2 separate regions of the Homo sapiens genome follow, and region 1 is linked to region 2. Evidence: chromatin loops called from intact Hi-C (ENCODE). Cell type or tissue: heart left ventricle. All regions are shown on one strand. Links, peaks and the distances in the headings refer to the core of each region. The heading gives the core; the rest is flanking DNA.

What was found. Hi-C counts contacts between places; a loop is a spot of excess contacts. Peaks named below come from ENCODE experiments on the same cell type or tissue, not always from the same donor. Only the 100,000 strongest peaks of a DNase experiment are listed, where the experiment ranks them.
Region 1: a loop joins it to region 2, with 2.4 times the contacts of the local background. A loop is called at or near these places in 35 of 110 quality-filtered maps.

Annotation. Positions count from the first base shown.
Region 1 is chr9:37,560,073-37,568,201 of GRCh38, forward strand. All of the region lies in intron 1 of FBXO10 (F-box protein 10), which reads right to left. Among named protein-coding and RNA genes, the nearest start is that of FBXO10, 12 kb to the right of the region's middle. RefSeq lists enhancers at 1,704-1,753, 5,317-5,466, 5,897-6,086, 7,879-8,008 and a silencer at 6,821-6,870. In heart left ventricle, for the core only: no CTCF peak of the experiment used is centred there; no DNase peak of the experiment used is centred there.
Region 2 is chr9:37,492,206-37,500,074 of GRCh38, forward strand. POLR1E (RNA polymerase I subunit E) reads left to right here. Exons shown (of 12, transcript NM_022490.4): 5 at 452-510; 6 at 1,354-1,498; 7 at 2,964-3,071; 8 at 3,685-3,781; 9 at 5,886-6,019. Among named protein-coding and RNA genes, the nearest start is that of POLR1E, 10 kb to the left of the region's middle. In heart left ventricle, for the core only: no CTCF peak of the experiment used is centred there; no DNase peak of the experiment used is centred there; H3K27ac peaks cover 291 bases.

The DNA.
Region 1 (8,129 bases), core at 1,838-6,837, 70 kb after region 2:
GCATGATGGGAAAGGCCCTGAATGCCAGACTAAGAAGCTTGTACTGTCTATTATAGATTCCTCAGAAGGGAAGTGGCCTGATCAGAGCTATATTTTAAGGAGATCCATCCAGGAGAGGTATTTAGGTGGAACAGTGAGGGCAGGAACTCACAATTTTGCAAATATTAATTGTAATTTCTTTCCCTTAGGATGATGTGAGGGTGTCTGGGGGATTTGGGGCCAAGCCACCTGACGTAGAAACTACTGGAGCTTCGGTTTCTTGGGGTTCCAAGAAGCCCACCTATAGTAGGAAGCACATGGTTTAGTCACTGGCCTCTCAGGGGAAGGGGGATTTCCTAGCAGGTTACTGTCAACCCTTCAGCATTTGTTTTCCCCCAAACTTGCCTGTGTACCCAACTCCAGGGCTCTGTATCTAGAATGAAGCCAACAATTGCCCCCTCTTGACTCCGAGCACACATGCACATTTCCTATCATTCCATTTGGCTTTATTTACTATATCTTTACACTAATCCATGGAGATTCATGAAACAACAGGGACTTCTTAGAACAAGGTAACACTTTTTATTTTATTTTTTTTAATGCATTCAAGTTTTGCCTTTCCGTTTTACCACTGGGGCCTCTGCATGTGGAATTAAAAGTAACAAATGTCCCCAGAGCCTGTGCACCTGGAGTGTGATGCCTGTAAAGAACTGGAAAAACAATGATGGAAGCCTGTCTGGGATGGAGGGAGTATGGCCTGAAGTAGGCCCCAAGTGGTTCCGTTTTTTGATTAAAAAAACTTTTTATTTTGCTGGGCGCGGTGGCTCATGCCTGTAATCCCAGCACTTTGGGAGGCCGAGGCAGGCAGATCATGAGGTCAGGAGATTGAGACCATCCAGGCTAACACGGTGAAACCCCGTCTCTACTAAAAATACAAAAAATTAGCCGGGCATGGTGGTGGGCACCTGTAGTCCCAGCTACTCAGGAGGCTGAGACAGAAGAATGGTGTGAACCCAGGAGGCGGGGCTTGCAGTGAGCCGAGATCGTGCCACTGCACTCTAGCCTGGGCGAAAGAGCAAGACTCCGTCTCAAAAAAACAAAACAAAACAAAACAAAATCAACTTTTTTTTTTTTTTTTTTTTTAAAGAAGTGAGGTCTCTCTGTGTTGCCCAGGCTGGAGTACAGTGGCAGGATCATAGCTCACTGCAGCCTCGAACTCCTGGCCACAAGTGATCCTCCCACCTTAGCCTCTCAAAATACTGTGATTACAGGCGTGAGTTACCATGCCCAGACTTGTTCCATTTTTTATGGTCCCAAGAGTGTTAGAACTCAGAGTTTCTGTGTAGCACTCTCCTAACCTCCCACTGGAGGTATCCACATGCCTCTGGGCCACCTGGTGTCCCCAGCCTCAGTGGGAGAGAAGGAGGCAAGTCCCATAAGACTTGGCTCTCAACAAGCAGGCTCTCTGCTGCTGCCTCGCCCTGTGACTTCAGCACGTCCTTGAACCTTTCTGAACCTATTTCCTTGCCTCTAAACTGAGGCTGACAATGGCTGGCCTGATACACCTCATGCAGATTTTGACAATTTCCAGAGAAAAAAATCATTTATTCAACAAACATTCGTTGATTGCCTATGTGCCAAGCATTGTTCCAAGAACTGAAAAGCAGTAAATGAGGCAAAGTCCCTACCTTCAGAGACAGACAATAAACGAAAAAGATATTAACATAAATGCTATGAAGAGAAATAAAGCAGGTTAAGGGGTATATGTGCATGCATGTGCTATTTCAGACAGGGTTGTCAAGGAAGGTCTCTGAGGAAGTGACATTTGAATAGAGACCTGAATGACATTTAAAGCCATGGCATGGACTGAGATCACTGGTGAAGGAGTTAAGAGAGAGAAGCAATCTGATGAACAAGCCCTTGGCCAGTCTAACATCTCAACGGCATGACATGGAAACACATCTGTAAAGGGGAAAGTGGGAACAACCTCCCTCACAGCACTGTCCAGAGCTCTGCACCTGTGAGGCACTGGAAGGAAGGCTGCTGCTTTGTTCATTTGCTGTCTGTACTCCCACTGCTTCTGGGAAGGGTGGGCTCCATGTGCCCGTTCACCAAGCACCAAGATGGGCAGGCAGGCTGGGGTCAGGAATAAAAACATCCCTCAGGGATCTGCACTTGGGAGCTGTGTGGTGGGAGGAAGTGGCAACAGGGGAACGCTTTGGTATTAACAGTTGAGTATAAAGTGAAGCCCTTGCTTTGGCTCCCTGTAAGCTCTCTAATGTCTTGGTCGCTCACAAATTCTTTTGTGTGAGTGGATCTGTGAGGGGGCAGAGGGGACACAGGAAGTGCTGAGTTATTCCACAGGGATGAACCACGGGAAAAGGGAAACACACCTGTGGACCCAGAGCGCCAGGTGACAGAGCCTGGGCACCTCTAGGAGGAAATTCCCTGTGGAATTAAATGTTTTCCTTCATTTATTGTCTGTCTCCCCTGAGTAAAATGTAAGCTCCTGAAGGGCAGAAACTTTGCATCACTGCTTTGCACTATGCCCAGAACTATGCCTGGCGCATAGCAGGTGCTCAACAATCATTTACTGAATAAATAATCACCCTCATCATTATCTGGTATATTAGCATAGCTGAGACTACTCAAATCATTAGCAATAGATTCCCTGCTGCCACACAGATCCCTGTGGAATAAAAAAAGAAGTAAATAAGAACCCAAGTATGTATTCAACACTTGCTGTGTATAAGACCAAGTGGTTAGCACCTTGTGAGTCAGTGGGAATCAGATAAAGACCCTGCTCTCAAGTCTGGCAGAACAAAGATATGTCTACCAAAAAACACCCAAAAGACAAAAAGAAAACCAAAGAAATCCCACAATTCAAGGGGAAAAATGCTTAGTGCCTGATATGGTTTGGCTGTGTCCCCACCCAAAATCTCATCTAGAATTATACTCCCCATAATCCCCATGTGTCAGGGGTGTGACCAAGTAGAGATAATCAGATCATGAAGGCAGTTCCCCATGCTGTTCTCATGATAGTGAGTGAGTCTCACAAGATCTGATGGTTTTATAAGCCATCTGGCATTTCCCCTGCTTGCACTCATTCTCTCTCCTGCCACCCCGTGAAGAGGTGCCTTCTGCCATGATTGTAAGTTTTCTGAGGCCTCCCCAGCCATGCAGAACTGTGAGTCAATTAAACCTCTTTTGTTTATAAATTACCTAGTTGTGGGTATTTCTTAACAGCAGCATGAGAACAGACTAATACAGTAAATTGGTACTACAGAGAGTGGGGTGCTGCTGTAAAGATACCTGAAATGTGGAAGCGACTTTGGAACTGGGTAACAGGCAGAGGCTGGAATGGTTTGGAGGGCTCGGAAGAAGACAGAAAAATGTGGGAAAGTCTGGAACTTCCTAGAGACTTAGAGGGCTCAGAAGACAAGAAGATGTGGGAAAGTTTGGAGCTTCTTAGGGACTTGTTGAATGGCTTTGATCAAAATGCTGATAGTGATATGGACCATGAAGTCCAGGCTGAGGTGGTCTCAGATGGAGATAAGCCACTTCTTAGGAACCGGAGTAAAGGTAACTCTTGCTATGCAAAGAGACTCACAGCATTTTGTCCCTCCCCTAGAGATCTGTGGAACTTTGAACTTGAGAGAAATGATTCAGGGTATCTGGCAGAAGAAACTTCTAAACGACAAAGCATTCAAGAGGAAGCAGAGCATAAAAGTTTGGAAAATTTGCAGGAGATCATTTCGGAATTTTAAGGTTTAATGACTGGCCTATTGGATGTGATAGAAAAGAAAACCCCATTTTCTGGGGAGAAATTCAAGCCCAATGCAGAAATTTGCACAAGTAATGAGGAATGTTAATCACCAAGATAATGTGGAAAATGTCTGCAGGGCATGTCAGAGAACTTCAAGGCAGCCCCTCCCATCACAGGCCCAAGGCCTAGGAGGGAAAAATGGTTCCATGGGCCTGGGCCAGGCACAGGGACCCTCTGCTCTGTGCAGCCTTGGGACATGGTACCCTGCATCCCAGCTGCTTCAGCTGCAGCAGTGGCTAAAAGGGGCCAAGGTACAGCTTGGGCCATTGCTTCAGAGGGTGCAAGCCCTACTCACTGGTGGCTTCCACATAGTGTTGAGCCTGTGGGTGCACAGAAGTCAAGAACTGAGGTATAGAAACCTCTACTTAGATTTTAGAGCATGTATGGAAACAGCTGGATGTCCAGGAAGAAGTTTGCTGCAGGGGTGGAGCCCTCATGGAGAACACCTGCTTGGGCAGTATAGAAGGGAAATGTGGGGTCGGGGCCCCCACACAGAGTCTCCACGGGGGCACTGCCCAGTGGAGCTGTGAGAAGAAGGTCACCATCCTCCAGACCCCACAATGGCAGATCCACTGAGAGCTTGCATCATGTGCCTGGAAAAGCTGCAGACACTCAACACCAGCCTGTGAAAGCAGCCAGGAGGTGGGTTGTATCCTGCAAAGCCACAGGGGTGGAGCTGCCCAAGGCTGGGAGCCCACCTTTTGCATCAGCATAACCTGGATATGAGACATGCAGTCAAAGGAGATCATTTTGGAACTTTAAGGTTTAATAACTAACCTATTGGATTTTGGACTTGCATAGGGCCTGTAGCCCCTTTGGCCAATCTCTCCCATTTGGAGTGGGTATATTTACCCAATGTCTGTACCCCCACTGTATTTAGGAAGTAACTAGCTTGCCTTTGATTTTACAGGCTCATAGGCAGAAGGGACTTGCCTTGTCTCAGATGAGACTTTGGACCTGGACTTTTGGGTTAATGCTGGAATGAGTTAAGACTTTGGGGTACTGTTGGAAAGGAATGACAGTGTTTTGAAATATGAAGACATGAAATTTGGGAGGGCCCAGGGGCAGAATGATATGGTTTGGCTGTGTCCCCGCCCAAAATATCATCTTGAATTATAATTCCCACAATCCCCATTTGTCAGGGGAGGGACCATGTAGAGGTAATTGGATCATGGGGCACGGTTTCCCCCATGCTGTTCTCGTGATAGTGAGTCCCATGAGATCTGATGCTTTTATAAGTCTCTGGAATTTCCCCTGCTTGCACTCATCTCTCTCCTGCCACCCTGTGAAGAGGTGCCTTTCACCATGATTGTAAGTTTCCTGAGGCCTCCCCAGCCATGTGGAACTGTGAGTCAATTAAACCTCTTTTCTTTATAAATTAGTCTCAGATATTTCTTCATGGCAGCGTGAGCACAGACTAACACAGTGCCATAAAAAAGGGAAAGCCCTTGTTTAAAGAACAAAAATGTGACCTCCAGCTAGGGAAACAAACCAATAATAATGGAAGACAACAAAAACAGCAGCAGGTAGCTTTTACTCAGTACTGCTATTTGAGGGGCACAATATTAAGTGCTTTTCATGCATTATTTCATCCTATTCCCTGAAGATCTCTTCAAGCCTTACAACTCAAAATGTGCTCCCAGGACCTAGGAGCTTGTTAGAAGTGGCAGACATTGGGCACCACCGTGTACCTCCTGGATCAGATTTGGCATTTTAACAACATCACCAGGGAACTGATGTGCACCCTAAATTTGAGAAGCAATGACTGAAATTAATACTGTCTTCATTTTTCAGTTCAAGAAACTAAACTTATGTGACAAATGGCTTGCCCCAATCACTCGTTAGAGAGGTGCAGAACCACTGAAGCCCAGCCCGTCCCCAGAGACTCTTGTTTTTAACCACTAAGCCAAGCTTCATGGAGGAGCTGGTATCTGAACTGGACTCTGAAATTTGCATAGGACTGGGACATTCAGAGGAGGAAGAAAGGGGGCTATAGCAGAGGAAACAGCATCAGCAAAAGCTCCTGAGGTAGAAAACCTTCAGCTGGGCTTAGGACATGTTGGGAGGTTCAGTCTGGCTGCAGCTCCAGGAGTCTGAAGGGATCAGTGAGAAAGGCCACCTGTATTAGTTCACATGGAACACCCTTAGCCAAAGGTAAACAGTTTCTAGTTAATTTGGGGGACCATGGGGAGCTGCCATGAGTCCCAGCACAAAAGGCCCTATGCGTGCTGAAATGACTCTGACAAAAGGGACCCAACAGGCTTCATTCACACTCTAGTTTGGGCTCTGCCTCTCCCTTGCAGACTAATCATGACGGCAGGTGACTTAACTCTTGTTTCACATTTGTATAACAAGGGAAACACACTTTCTACCTACAGAGGGCCATACTAGTATCAAAGTGTTGGAATTTAGTTTCTAATAAAAAAGTAAGATTAGCCAGGCATAGTGGTGGGCACCTGTAATCCCAGCTACTTGGGAGGCTGAGGCAGAGAATCGCTTGAACCTGGGAGGTGGAGGTTGCAGTGAGCTGAGATCACACCACTGCACTGCAGCTTGGACAACAAAGTGAGACTCTGTCTCGGAAAAAAAAAAAAAAAAAGTGGAAAAAAAAATCAAGGGCTGCTCAGAACCCTATTTAGTATTGACAGGAAAAGAAAAAATTTCTCTTCCAACATTATGAGGCACACAAGCCTCACAGGCACAGCGTAAATAACTACAAACTGTATTAACTGAGCAACTGTAATGGATTAATGATTTAAAATCTTTCTTCAAATCAAAGTAAATGTCCCTAGCTTTGTGGAGTAAACTGTTCTAAAGTAATAGTAAAATATTATAACCCCAAAGAGCCCTGTACACACACCTACACACACCATCGGAAATGAGACAAAACTTAAATTTGAAGATGAGAAAAACTTCAGCTGGGCTTTTCATCATTTCTTCAAACCGTAGCTCTCTTCAGCGTGAGAAATAACCATCTGTTTCTTATTTTCAGCTTTGAAATTTGATGACATAAACCAGAAAGCTGTGTTCTGATGGTGCTTTCTGAGTGGGCTTGGAGCCATAAGGACCCTCTCTCCTTTCAATGCACTGCCTGTTCATTTTGGTTTACTTAGGAGACAGAAGGGGAGTTGCAGGGGGGTCCCCAGATCCAGGTTTTAGTACTGATTCTCACATAAATTTATTGCATGTCCTTGAAGGGGCAGGCAAGGGTGTTTTGAGGGCTTACTAAATGCCAGGTGCTTTTTACATGTCTTTTTTTTTTCTTTTTTTCTTTTTTTTTTTTGAGACAAGGTCTTGCTTTGTCACCCAGATTGGAGTGCAGTGATGTGATCTTGGCTCACTACAGCCTCAATCTCCTGGGCTCAAGTGATCTTCCAGCCTCAGCCTCCTGAGTAGCTGGGACTATGGGCACACGCTACCACACCCAGCTAAATTTTTTTTTTTTTTTTTAGAGATGAGGTCTCACTATGTTGCCCAGGCTAGTCTCAAAGTCCTGGGCTCAAGCGATCCTCCTGCCTCAGCCTCCCAAAGTGCTGGGATTATAGGCGTGAGCCACCATGCCCAGCCTTACATATCGTCTTAATGAGCACTTATAACAACCAAAACGTAGTATGCTTATCCTCAATTCCTATGAGTAAACATTTATTGTGTGGTAATATTTTAGTGCATAACAATTGCAGGATCAAATTCATTCTTATTTCATGATCTGTGAGTTTATATATATGTGATGGTGGGGCTAGAAGTTCCTATATCATCACTTCACAAGTTAGGAACCCCAGTACTCCAAGAAAGGAACTAGGAGGCACCATGCCTGGCTAATTTTTGCATTTTTAGTAGAGATGGGGTTTCACCATGTTGGCCAGGCTGGTCTTGAACTCCTGACCTCAGGTGATCTGTCCGCCTCGGCCTCCCAAAGTGCTGGGATTCCAGGCATGAGCCACTGCACCTGACCTTAGCTATGTCTGCCCAGCACCTTCCCTCTTCTGCGTCCTCAGGGGAACCCCGCTTCTACTCTATTTAGTCCTGCTGGGGCTGCCACTGAGAGTGTTGCAGTCCTCTACCTCACAGGATGGATACTTGACCCAAAGAAGACAGTAAGAATCCCCCATCCTCTTGCAAGGAATGGGGCAACTCAAAAGAGTCCATATGAGGAATGAAGCCAAACTCAGACAATTAAGGTGAGAGACTGCAAGAGATCAAAGGGCCAGGGACACAGTAACATTTTCTTTTTAAAGCCAACTGATGTTCTTTTTCAAGTTCAGATACTTTAAGCTGATCACCTACAAGCAAACAAATCCTGACAGTTTTCTCAAGTAAATTATTA
Region 2 (7,869 bases), core at 1-5,000:
CCTTATTTGAGTACTTTGTAGATGATTGGAGAGCATCGGTAAGTACCACATACCTCATGTTTATGCCTGCTTTTAGGTCTTTCACCAAGAAAGCAAAATTATTTTCTGGAAAGAGCCAAGGACTTGTTTTCTAATCCTGTCTCTGCCACTACCTGGTGAACTGACCTGGGGCAAGTAATTTCATCTGTGGGCCTTCTGTTTTTTAATTTCTAAAATGAAGAGGTTGGGCTGGATGACCGCTTGATTTGGCTAATTTATTTTCCAAGTTCTTTAACTGTATACTAAAGCTGCATATTAAATATTCACAGTATACACTCATGTTAGGCTCAGGGAAGTCCTATAGTAAAGAAATCTATTATTCTTAGATAGACAAATGAATATTAAACACTATTACTATTTGTAGGCCTCCCAATTGACTTTTCTTTCTCTCTGTTTTTGTGTGTTTTGATAGATGTATCAGTTGAGAGTGAACTGGCGCTAGAGAGTCAGACCAAAACTTACAGAGAAAAGGTGAGTGTGATAGAATTAAGATGTGGGACCTTAAGCAAGTTCCTTCTACACCTCGGGTTTCTCCATCAGTGAAATGAGCTTGTTGAACTCAAGGGTCTCCCTGGCTGCTCCCCGCTCATTCAGTCTGTTTCTCTGGACAATTAGTTTGTACCTGCAGAAGCCTCCTTGGTCCCACAGAGAACAGTCTGGCTCCCATCTGGGGCAGCTGAACACAGCTCTGTGCCAATGTTTGGAGTCGGTTCTCTGGGCTGATACAAGTGTAGCATAATGCTTGTTTTTAGGATTTAGTCCAAGTTTTAGAATATATTGGTTGTAGCCTGAAAACATTCACGTTAAAACAAAGTAAACTTGGGGATTTTCAATGTAGAAGGTCCCTACAAAGGTCATCTCACCCCAAGATGACAAACTGATTGAATCTTTGGTGCTGTGTGGAGCACTGTATTGAGAAGGGTTGTGAGGCTACTTTTTGCTTCAGGGGGAAGGAGTCAGTGATCTATTAGCCCTGTCTGTTACGGGTGTAAGATGGGAGAATTACCATTCTACTATTCCTGTCTGTTACGGGCATAGGATGGGAGAATGGTAAGCCATGTGCTACAGATTTGCCAGCCCTAATCCTAGTCAAGTCTTTATATCTTACTGATGGAGATGCTGTTGATTGATCAATCTGTTAATATCATTTGGTGCTTACAGCAGTCCTGTGAGGTAAATAGGTGCGATTCAGCCTTATTCACAGGTGAGGTAGTGATCACTCTGGGATGCTGAGAGTATCCCCATAGTGACACAGCTAGGAGGGGCAGCACCTACCTGTCCTGTCCCCAGTAACCAGGTTTATCTCATAAACAGATGGATTCTTGTATTGAAGCCTTTGGTACCACCAAACAGAAGCGAGCTCTGAACACCAGGAGAATGAACAGAGTTGGCAATGAATCTTTGAATCGTGCAGTGGCTAAAGCTGCAGAGACTATCATTGATACGAAGGGTGTGACTGGTAAGAAGTTGGAACTTGGGCTAAGAGTCTGCCCATAATGACAGCTTTCTCTTCTCTTGAGATCTTTTACCCACCCACACATGGAATGCTGGGAGCTAGGGCTGGATTCCTTTCAGCCTCTTGCTGAAGGCCTTCTCACGGACAGGTTCTGGAAGTAGTAAGAAACATCCGACATGGCTTTGTCTTCTAGTGATCCACAGTCAAGTACAGGGACAGGCATGGAATGGATACATGCCTGCCGTGCTTATGGTGCTGGGGTTATGGCCTGCAGGGCACAGAGGAGGGAGAAGGCCTCAGGTCTCTCCTTGTGCGTTGCAGGGAAGCTTTGGTCAAAAAGGCTGATGTGTTGATGGAAATGAGCCTCCAGAGGTGGCATTTCACTTTGGGATCAGTGGCTCTGTTTCCGGTATTCAGCAGCTGGAGTATTTAATTGTATTATTTTAAAATGTATTTATTGTTCAAATACATTATAAGAACATAAGAGCAAGTTTGTGTAAGAGTAGCTTTTCTTTTTACCGATTTTGGAGATGAGGTCTTGCTATGTTGCCCAGGCTGATCTTGAACCCTTGGCTTCAAGCAGTCCTCCCGCCTCAGCCTCCCAGGTAGCTAGGATTATAGGCGCACACCACTGTGCCCTGGGCAGAGCAGTTTTTCTATTAAGAATGAAATTCTAGTAATTTTTGGAAAATCTTTCCATACCCTATGATTATATAGATTTCAACACTTTCACAAATTTATTTATTGATTGATTGGAGATGGGGTCTTGCTCTATCACCCAGACTAGAGTGCAGTGGTGCAGACATGGCTCACTGCAGCCATAACCTCCTGGGCTCAAGTGATCCTCCTACTTCAGCCTCCCAAGTGGCTGGGATCACAGATGTGTGCCACCATGCTCAGCTAATTTTTTTAGTTTTTTGGAGAGACAGGGTCTTGCCATGTTGCCTGGGCTGGTCTCAAACTTCTGGGCTCAAGCCATCCTCCCGCCTTGGCCTTCCAAAATGTTGAGGTTACAGGTGTGAGCCACCACACCTGGCTGCGGAGTTATTCTTGTGGGGCAGTTACAGTGTTATATTCTGAAAGTTTTGTTCCACCTACAATGTGTGGCAAGTTTTTCTAGAAGTTAAGCCATTAAAGGCTATTTTGGACGTCCCTCACTTTTAGTTTCTCTCATTTTATATTGTAAATGTTTATGTATTAGCACAGCTGTCAATCCCAACTCTATTGTAAGTTACCTGAGGGGAATCTTGTCACCTCCACCTTCTCCAGTGCCTAGCTTGTGTTTGTTCATGAGTGAACATGGCAGTCCTGAAGCAGTCAGCCTGATGGGGAGGCGAGGTCACTTTGGCAGAAGCATTTAGACTTGGGGTTTCTGGACCATTGGTGGTCTGAAGTGCACAGACTGAAAAGAATGTTGGGGAACTGGAAACAAACAGGGTGATACATGGATTGTTTCTTTATTGAAAAGCTCTGGTCAGCGATGCTATCCACAATGACTTGCAAGATGACTCCCTCTACCTTCCTCCCTGCTATGATGATGCAGCCAAGCCTGAAGACGTGTATAAATTTGAAGATCGTATCCTTCTTGCAGTAGAAAAGCTGCCTTATTTCACAAGTTGAGATGTTTGCACGTGTGTGCAGTCAGGTTCTCTGAGGGTGTCTGTGTTCTGTGACATTCACAAGAGCTCCATCCAAACCTTTGCAGTTGCTCAGTGCTCTTGCCAGGAGGTTAACTTGGCTTCCTCACTAGCTGAGGGACCGGCCCCTGGGATTCAAATCCATTCCTCAGCAAAATGCCAAATGCCCACAGCTTAGACCTGTGGGGCTCACTCTCCATGGAGAGTCAAAATAAGAGTTGAACCAGCCAAATGCCCAAAGTCTAGGGCAGACCACTTTTGTTGAAGGAAGGGTTGGAGCTTAGAATTTCACCACCCAAGGGGTCCGGTCAGAAGGAAAATGCCTGCAGTGGCTTTGTGATGAGAAAAAGCAGAAAAGCCTGGGCAGGGAATGGGCTCTGGGCTGGGAGTCGGAGAACTGAGTCACCAAGCTCTGCCCCTATGTGATCTGCCCTGTGTGATCTTTGGCTCTCTGAGCCTGTTTCCCTGTCTGTGAAATGCCACTGCTATGAGATGACCTAGCTAGTTGGATGTTTCTATTTTGGTTGGATTATATTCTTGACCTGTAACTAGTTCTTTCCCCTGCGGAGTATGAAGCTCTTCAGAGCCCATCTGAAGCTTTCAGGAACGTCACGTCAGAAGAAATACTGAAGATGATTGAGGAGAACAGGTACCCTGACTTAAGCAGATGGGGATTCTGGGGAGTGCTGTTGGGACCCAACAGTAGTCAGACACTGTGCAGGTCCTCTGGGCGTCAGTCAGTGAGGAAGTGTGTCTGGAGCATTGGACATGAATGAGCCAGTGTTTTCTTGAATGTTTGGGCTTTCAGGAGCTGTGGGTCACATTCGAGGGAGAGGGCTGGTCTCTGAGTCCGTGGGACCTGCGACAGGGCAGAGGGTGGTGAGGCCTTCTACTCTGGGGCTGGGAACTAGAGCTGGCCTGTGTCACCCAGTGTCATGCTGGTGCTGATTGTCACTGGCAGGGCCCAAATGCTGGCCTGGGAATGGGTGCTGGCCAAAGTGATGGTTTCTCTGTGATGATATGGTAGGCAAACTTTTCTAACATTAAATTTATGTATTTAAAATATTGTATATTTTAAATAATTCAGAGATTATTTCCTTCTCCCTCCCCTTTCCCATTAAAACAGCTTCTTTTATGATAGTGAGTTTTTTTTGCTTTTGAGTTTTTTCTTTTAATAATTTTATTTTGATAAAGAGTTGTCAATCTGAGGTTTGTTCCTCCAGTTTTTGTTTTAAAATTTTACTGGTCATTGAAATCCAGTGCCTTGGAATTATTATTATTATTTCTTTTTTTTTTTTTTTTTTTGCTTCAAAGATTTATTTCCAAAAAAGAGCTCATTACTAGTTCATAGTTGTCTTAATGTGATTGTGACTCAGGGGCAGGTGCAGGAACGAACTCTGAGCGGGGAGTCTGAAAACTGAGTCCCCGAACTCTGCCCTTATCTTCCCTTCTTGAAGCCTCAGTTTTTCTATCTGTAAAATGAGGCATCTATGAGATGATCTTGAAGAGCCTTTTTATCTCTGTGAGTCCAGGGTCTTGCTAGCAGTAGAGCAGTGCCTGAAAATAATAGTTAGCATTGACTGAGCCTTAACATTTTTGCCAAGCACTGTTCTAAGAGCTTTACTGGCATCATCTCTTAATCCAGAAAAAATGCTCAGGAGGAGAGTACCTGTACTATCATTGGCCCCAATTTATAGATGGAGAAACCAGGGCACCAGATACCAAGAAACTTGCCCCGCTGGGCACGGTGGCTCACACCTGTAATCCCAGCACTTTGGGAGACTGAGTCGGGCAGATCACCTGAGGTCGGGAGTTCAAGACCAGCGTGACCAACATGGAGAAACCTCATCTCTACTAAAAATACAAAGTTAGCTGGGCGTGGTGGTGCATGCCTGTAATCCCAGCTACTCAGGAGACTGAGGCAGGAGAATCGCTTGAACCCAGGAAGCGGAGGTTGCGGTGAGCCAAGATTGCGCCATTGCACTCCAGCCTGGGCCACAGAGTGAGACTCAGTCTCAAACAAACAAACAAACAAACAAAAAAAGAAACTTGCCTAAACCATTAAATGGCAGAGAAAGGATTGAAACCCAGGCAGGCTGACTACAGAGTCTATGCTCCTGACTATAAAAACAGAGGTCAGAGGTTAGCAAACTACAGCCCACATGCCAAGTCTGGCCTGCTGCCTGTGAGTAAGTAAAGTATAAATAAAGTTTTATTGGAGCACAGCCCTGTTCATTTACGTAAGTAATATCTGTGCCTGCTTTCGCACTACGATGGCAGAGTCAAGTAGTTGCAACAGAGGTTGTATGGCCTCCAAAGCCTAAAATATTTACTGTCTAGCCCTTTATTCATCCCTGCACTGAACCATGTTCTCCTATTATAAGGAGTGTTGAGTGTACTGGCCCTTCATCAGCTGCTTTTGTTCGTTTGTTTTTTTTTGTTTCTGAGACAGGGTCTTGCTCTGTCACCTAGGCTGGAGTACAGTGGCGCAGACAGCTCACTGGAGCCTCGACCTCCTGGGCTCAAGTGATCCTCCCGCCTCAGCCTTCCGAGTAGCTGGGACCACACACATGTGCCACCATGCCGGCTACGTTTTTGTAGAGATGGGGTCTTGCCTTGTTGCCCAGGGTTTCATCAGCTGTTGAGTGCGTCGGGGTGAGAGGCGCCTGCTGTTCTCGTTGTAAGAGGGAAGTAGTTCCTGACAGAGCCCATCTTACCCTGACACAGGCCTCCTTTTCTTTTCCTTGTTTTAGCCATTGCACCTTTGTCATAGAAGCGTTGAAGTCTTTGCCATCAGATGTGGAGAGCCGAGACCGCCAGGCCCGATGCATATGGTTTCTGGATACCCTCATCAAATTTCGAGCTCATAGGGTAGTTAAGCGGAAAAGTAAGTCTATGATAAACATTTTATTCTAATTGTTTCCAGTATATTATTTGTCTGTAATTCTTAGATGAGTTCTGATGAGAGAAGAAAATGGATATGTCTGTCCAAGTCTTTACTGTCAACTGTGAGATTCATTCTGGTACTGCTGACATGTCGAGGGGACTTGCCAGGCCCCTTTTTCTCTCTGGATCTCCCATTTTCTCATCTGAAAATTGGGGCCACGTTGGATTATATGATAGTTCAGGGTCCTTCCAGAGCTAACATTTGCTACTTCTATTCTGCATGAGGCAAAGTAGAATATCCAGGTCAAATAAAAGGAAAACTTTAAGGGACTGTTAGAACAAACATCAGCCACGTGTGTGCGTGTGTGTGTGTATATATAGAGAGAGCTTATGAGTTACACAGATGTATCTTGAAGGCTTGTGGCAGGTTTGTGTTGTGTCAGCTTATTTCTAACAGGAGAGAGTCAATCTGATGGTAACCCAGTGTCACCTGTAGCTAGGATCCTTTGCGGGTCACACCCTCATACCTACCCAGAGTTGGAAACCCAGAAGATGTCTGTGGTTTTAGGCACAAGGTGTATTTAGTTGTTGTTACTGTGATTGGGCATCCAGTAGTCTATACTCCTGTTTTTCAGTATAGTCATGTGTCGCTTAATGATGGGGATATGTTCTGAGAAATGTATCCTTAGGCAATTTTGTCATTGTACAAACATCATAGAGTATATTTACATAAACCTAGATGGTATAGCCTACTACACACCTAGGCTATATGCTATAAGCTGCTGTTCCTAGGCTGCAAACCTATACAGCATGTTACTATACTGAATATTATAGGCAATTGTAACACAATGGTATTTGTATATCTAAATATATCTAAACAGAAAAGGAATAGTAAAACTATGATATTATAATCTTACGGGACTGGCTGGGCATGGTGGGTCATGCCTATATCTCAGCACTTTGAGAGGCCAAGGTGAGAGGATCACTTCAGGGCAGGAGTTTGAGACCAGCCTGGGCAACATACCAAGACACTGTCTCTACACAAAAATAAAAACATTAGCTGGGGTGGTGCACGCCTGTATTCCCAGCTATTTGGGAGGCTGAAGCAGGAAGAGTGTTTGAGCCTAGGAGTTCAAGGTTACAATGAGCTATGATTGCACCACTGCCTCGGTGACAGCAAGACCCTGTGTGAAAAAAATCTTATGGGACCACTGTCACATATGTGGCCTGTCATTGACCAAAACACTGTAATGTGGGACATGACTGTATTTGCTTAGTCATGCTTTTTTTGTTGTTTTTTTGTTTTGTTTTTGTTTTGTTTTTTTTGAGACAGTATCTCGCTCTGTCACCCAGACTGGAGTGCAGTCCCATGATCTTGGCTCACTACAACCTCCATCTCCTGGGTTCAAGCAATTCTGCCTCAGCCTCCCGAGTAGCTGGGATTACAGGCGGGCACCACCACGCCCAGCTAATTTTTGTGTTTTTAGTAGAGACGGGGTTTTTCCATGTTGGCCAGGCTGGTCTCGAACACCTGACCTCAGGTGATCCACCCTCCTTGGCCTCCCACAATGCTGGCTGGGATTACAGGCGTGAGCTACTGCACCCAGCTTGTATTTGCTTAGTTCTTTTTTTTTTTTCTTTTTTTGAGACAGAGTCTCGCTCTGTCGCCCAGGCTGGAGTGCAGTGGCTCGATCTCGGCTCCCTGCAACCTCCACCTACTGGGTTCAAGGGATTCTCCTGCCTCAGCCTCCTGAGTAGCTGGGATTATAGGCGCCCGCCACCACACCCGGCTAATTTTTGTATTTTTAGTAGAGACGGGGTTTCACCATGTTGGTCAGGCTGGTCTCGAAC